Regions from separate parts of the Mus musculus genome. Here region 1 is linked to region 2. A link is a loop called in an ENCODE intact Hi-C map of the cell type or tissue named here. Cell type or tissue: left cerebral cortex. All regions are shown on one strand. Each heading gives the region's core, and the rest is flanking DNA. Links, peaks and the distances in the headings are about the cores only. Region 1 overlaps Sorbs3 (sorbin and SH3 domain containing 3). Region 2 overlaps Pebp4 (phosphatidylethanolamine binding protein 4).

The links. Hi-C counts contacts between places; a loop is a spot of excess contacts. Peaks named below come from ENCODE experiments on the same cell type or tissue, not always from the same donor. Only the 100,000 strongest peaks of a DNase experiment are listed, where the experiment ranks them.
Region 1: it touches region 2 in a loop (5-fold over the local background); 10 of 42 quality-filtered maps call a loop at or near these places.

What each region holds. Positions count from the first base shown.
Region 1 is chr14:70,179,732-70,182,531 of GRCm38, forward strand. Sorbs3 (sorbin and SH3 domain containing 3) reads right to left here. Exons shown (of 21, transcript NM_011366.3): 21 at 737-1,500. The coding sequence ends at 1,439. Among named protein-coding and RNA genes, the nearest start is that of Pdlim2, 4.3 kb to the left of the region's middle. In left cerebral cortex, for the core only: a CTCF peak has its summit at 1,582 (motif pointing left); a DNase peak (open chromatin) is centred at 1,576.
Region 2 is chr14:69,860,290-69,863,089 of GRCm38, forward strand. The region is part of intron 3 of Pebp4 (phosphatidylethanolamine binding protein 4); the gene reads left to right. Among named protein-coding and RNA genes, the nearest start is that of Pebp4, 21 kb to the left of the region's middle. In left cerebral cortex, for the core only: CTCF peaks have their summits at 1,294 (motif pointing right), 1,494 and 2,388 (motif pointing right); DNase peaks (open chromatin) are centred at 1,301 and 2,398; H3K4me3 peaks cover 463 bases; H3K27ac peaks cover 249 bases.

The sequences.
Region 1 (2,800 bases), core at 108-2,607, 320 kb after region 2:
AGCCTCTGAAGTTCAGAGCTTCTCTCCTGTCACCAGTTGTACTGTCTGGGTTAGGTGACACGTGCGTAGCACCTTACTGCCTGCTCAACTGTCAGCCCCAGCCAAGAATGGTGCTTTCTATCAGCCGCTGAGGTGGCTCCCGTAGAAGCTGAAGGAGGAGTTTGACCTCCAATTCCAGGCCAGCCTGGGTCACAGAGTACGACTCTGACTCACCAAGAGACAGAATGGAGTTTTCCTTTTCTGGAGGAAAGGCCAGGCCCAGGATGTGCTAATGTCCCCAGAGGCCACCAAGCCCTGGGTGAGCAGAGTTACTTCGACCACCTCTGCCCCACCCACTCCCAGCTTTCCCAAACTGAATGCACAAAGACTTGATCCCAGAGAAGAAAACCACAAAGGTGTGGTGTATCAACGGAGCACAGAGAAGGAAAACTTTAGTGGGGAATAGTTAGAAATGTCACCAAGTTCCGGCAACCTCGTGGTAACAGCTCCAGAATCAAGAACATATCTCAGCCCCCAACCCTGGACTCTCCCATCAGGCCCTGCCCTGTCCCTGCTGGCATTAGTGCTTAGTACCTCTAGTGCTTGGAGCTGCTCCATTCTGCCTGTCACCCCTGCTCACCTAGCTCGGACTACAACCCATGACAGAAAGAAATCCCACATTCCTAAATGGACAGAATCCCCCTTCCCAGCCTCTCCCCCTATGCCCACCCAAAGGATAATGAAGCAGACAGGCAGGTCCCTGGCACCCACGTTTATTTTATAGTCTCTTCCAGAGAGGATCTGGACACTGGGGAGAGCTGGGAATTAGGGCAGCAAGCTTGTCTCCCTGTAAATGAATCTTCTGATAAGCCAGGGAAGTTGTGTGCCTCAGTCAGTCGGCAGGGTACATGGGGAGGCCCTACCCAGGGGTTCAGGAGGCTCTGAGAAGGAAAGGCCTTGAGGCAAGGCCTGTCATTGGGCCTTCAAGGCCGAGGAGGTGTTCCCACCTTGCTTCCTGGCCCAGCTGGAGGCCAGAAGGCAAAGTGGTAGCAGGCAAGCTGATGAGAAACGGGAGGAGGCCTTTGGTCTCCACCAGGGTAGAAGGCTGGTCCTTATTAGAGGAACCCCATGGGGGTGAAGCGAGAGCCAGTCCCCATTAGGGGACATGCTGGGGGGTTGGAGGCTTAGGGGTCTGGTCTCAATAAGGCCTGGAGACAGTCTCCACATGAAAGCAGATGTCTGTATTTGAGGGGCGGTGAAGGGGGCTGTCAAAGGAATGCCTGTGACTTGCGGGGTGGGAATCGGACTTCAAGGAGGCTTGGAGGGAAAGTTGCTGGGGTCTCTGCAGAAGCTGGGAGCACAGGTCCTGGGGAGGAGGCTATGGAAGGCCTCTCTCCCTCCCATAGTGCTACTGCTCCCCTCCCGATCCTCGTTGGCTCCAAACTGCCATGGAGACCACTCACACTGGGGCTACATAATTTCCAGGGAATGTCCCAAATTTCTGAGTTCGCCGGGAGACACCTGAAAAAGAAGGCGTTACGCGGGTTAGGGCGCGCCCTCCGCTGACAGTACCTGGAACTGCTAGCTCGCAGAGAAAGGGCTTGATTGCCTCGCCTCATTCATGCCCCCTAGCGGTACAAACAACGCTGCACTTCTAAACCAACCAACCAAGACAACTTTGCACAGCACTAACTCCGTGCTTCTTTGAAAAACAAACAAAAACAAACAAACAAACAAACAGGACTTGAGATGATGGATCACAGATCTTCTATAGGGAGGAATCCACTGATATAATAGAACACCTTCATTTCAAAGATGACCATTGGGCTGCCTAGGGGTAGAGCTGGCTTCTGACTTGCTGGAGAAACTTGTCCTGGGGTGCGGAAGGGAATGTCCTTGAAATGAACTAGTATGAAAAGGGGGCTAGGATTTTTATTTTCCATCTTTTTAAAACTAATCTACACTTAACTGGCCACATGTGGCTACTGGATACAATATCAGAGGCACAGGTCCAAGCCATTCCCCATAACATTACGGCTTCTGCTATAGAAAGGGTGTGTTTTCTTCTTGTCAATAGAAGTCTACAAAACTTCATATGTAGTTTAAAAGAAATGTCAAAGCAAAGGAGGGTGAGTGTTGAGGTTTGGTCTATTGCTGTGTTGTTGTTGTGTTGTTTTGTTTTTCGAGACAGGGTTTCTGTGTAGCCCTGGCTGTCCTGGAACTCACTCTATAGACCAGGCTGGCCTCAAACTCAGAGATCCTCCTGCCTCTGCCTCCCAAGTACTGAGATTAAAGGCGTGTGCCACCACTACCTAGCATATTGTTGTGTTGTAATGCTAAATATTGTCCTTCAAGGTCTGGTTGCCCCCAGGGATGAGAAAATCATCCTGCACACCAAGGGATGCTATGTAGCCTTGCTCCTTAGGTTAAAACCATTGGTAGAATAAAGATGCTAACAGCCTATATAGCTGGGCAGAAGAGATGTAGGTGGGGCTTTGGTTCCCCAGCTGGGGGTCAGAGGTAGGAACACAAGAGAGAAGAGAGAGGAGGAGAGGAAGATGCCATGAGGTAAGGGATTGTGAGAACTGGCCATGAGAGCTGACCAGTTGGAGTAAGAGCTGCCCAGATAAATCAGGGCAAGCTATTATAACTTGGGGTTATTGATAGGGAAGTAGATACTAATAGCTTAGAGAGTAAATATAGGCCCAGATCTAATGCTGTCTTATTATACATTTAAAAGTTGTGTGTCTTTTACCTGGGAACTGAATGATCAAAGGTGGGGGTAGAAACCCCCGACTGAGGTTAATATTTTTCTACAACA
Region 2 (2,800 bases), core at 11-2,510:
TCCGCCATGCTGTAATTTCACATTTCTTATCTCACATCAGTCCCCGTAGACAGGCGGGACAGGTGTGGGGCTCTGTCTATGGCAGGGAATTCGAGGCCTAGAGAGGCAGAGGGAGTCTCCCCAGATCCTTCCAGAGAAGACAAGTGTGGGCTGTGGGCCGGGGGTGTAACTCAGTTGGTAGATTTCTTGCCTAGCGTACACAAAACCCTGGGCCTGATCCCCAGCCCTGAATAAAACCAAGCATGCTGGTGTACTTATAATCCCAGTACTCAGGAGATGGAGGCAGAAGGATGAGTTCCAAGTCATCTTTAGTTACGTGAGTTCAAGGTCAGCCTGAACTATGTCAGAGCCTGTTGGAGGGGCACACCTTGACCTACAGCCTTATACCCGTGGTTTTGCTGCCTCCAGGCCTTATCCAAGTCTCACCACAAGCTGGGAGACATTACTTTCATGTGACATGGAGGTCAAAGCTCTGAGACCCTGGCTTCTAAGCCATTCTCTGTTCCACTTATCTTTCCGTTCCCCGACGGTCATGTGAAAACATCTTCTGGCCCTCCTCCATGGGCCAGGCTCTGTGCTGAGCGCATTAGGAGTAGATTCTAGGAGACCAAGGCACCGGAAGAGGTTTCAGCTAGACTAAGAGGGTCCAGAACTAAGCTCATGTCCAGTGTTGCCACTTCCTGGTGAGGAGAGGGCCACCTGGAGGGTGCTCCACATGGCCCAACTGCCACCTCCTGCTCTAAGAGTGCCTCCCTCGCCCCCACATCCCACACTACTTTCTTGAGCCTGCATGGCCCAGTTCCTTCCCATAGTAATGAAAAGAATACAGGCCTAGGTGCCCAAATAAATGGCTTCCCATGTTCAGGGAAGAAGCCAGAACAGGAAACAATCACTTCCCTTTGCGTACGGGCTAGGACGATTCCAGAAATGTCACGTGTCTTAACCAAGGGACAGGTGGGCGTGGAGCAGGCCAGGTGTGGTGCGGGTGGCCTGCAATACGTACAGGTGGAGAACCCTGCAATTCTTTGCTGCTTTTTTGGGTCTGCAGGGGCAGAGTGACATTTGGGTATCTAGGCCTGTGTTCTTTCTACCGCTATGGGAATGTAGAGGGACTGGGCCATGCGTGCTCAGGGGAATGAAGGCCCCCAGACTCCCAAAAGGACGGTGTGGGTGGGATGTGGCAAAGGAGGAGAAGGTGCTGAAGGTGCTTCGGGGTTCCAGTTCCCTAGCCTGCTTGTGTAAACAGAGGCCTTCTGTTCGCTCCGAGGCTGTAACTGAAAGAGTTACCACCAGGGGGCGCGAGGTGACCGTCATCGTGCCCGAAACAACGCAAAGCCCGGAAGCTTGGCTGGGGCCACCAGGGCAGGAACACACAGGCTTCTCCTAGTTGGTGGAGCGGGATCCATGAATGAAGAAGGCACAGAGAATCCAACGTGTGGCTCTGGTGTGACGCTTGAGGTCCCAAGCCCCGCTGCGTCTATCTTTTCACCAGTCCAGAGTGAAACTGCACCTCTGTTACGACAGTGCAAAGAGCTAGCCGCCGAATGCTTTCCATTTTCAATGTCCCCAGTTCGCCCCTCACTCATGATTAGCCCGGGGGAAACTGCTGATGGGAAGAACATCGAGGGTACCTCCCACTGCCGACCCCAGATCACAAAGATTTTGAAACAGTGCTCGCGGTTTCCTAAGTGCAAACTGGGAGCTGTGAAAGCTGCCTGCCTCAGTTTACCGAGGTTTAGTTAGAATCTGAGCCTAGAGAATAAGAAACCAGGGACTCTCGGAAGATGTAAACCTTGGTGTCATTGCTTGGAGCTCTGCCACCTTGTGCAAACTCCCTGGCCCTCTAAGATTCCCTGTTCTCCCTTAGAGTCCCAAGAGTACCCCCTTTCAAGGCTAGGACCCAGAGGGCAGTCCTCTGTGGAATTCTTTCTCTGCCCCATCTGGACTGTTTTCCCCAGTGGGTGACTCCCTCCTGCTAGACACAGGTAGCTTCCAGGATCCATCCTCTCTCTCTCATTCATTTCTCTGTCCTCTCCTTAGTTGTCCCTCTTTTTCTTGGGTGGCCTTATCCACATACCAGTTGTCTCAACTCATATGACCACTGAGATGTCCTGTGGGCCCTTCATATCAAGCATCCAGTCCCCGCCTTACCCCTTACCAAACCTGTTTTATCCTCAGTTTTAACCCAGGACTGGGGGAGTGGAGGGGTGTCTCTGTCTCTCCCACTGTGCTACCAGAGCCCCATGGAAAGGTCTAGAAGCTGGCTATCTCTCCTTTCCTCAGGGTCCCTACTTTGGCAGCGGCTACCACTCTCTGGACCTAGCCTCTCACCTAGTTACCACCAAGCACCACTGTTTGTCCCCAAGGCTCAGCCTGTTCTCAATTCGGCCATCAGAGGGCGCCCTTAAGTCTGCGGGTCAGATGAGTCCAAGCCTTTGCCCAAAGTTTGTCAGGCTTCCCCTCAGTTTCCTGAGTAAGTGCCCAGTCGCTACCAGTGCCTGCCAGATAGATGCCCTGGCATCTGACCTGTTCCTCACATCCTCTCTACTCTCAGCTCCTCTGCACTTTGCCCACCTAACTTACCTGGTTTCCCAGTATTCCTGGGGTCCTTTGCACCAGAGAGCCACCTCTACCTTCTGACACCCCCACCCTCTCCAACCTTCTTCGAATGGCTCTCTCCCTTTTAGATGGTTGCCTGAAGGTCGCCTCCTCAGGGAGGCCTCGTAGAGTCCACTTATCCCCTTCCCCGTTTCTCATCCTATTCACAACCTTCCAGCCTACATGAATGTCCGTCAAGAAT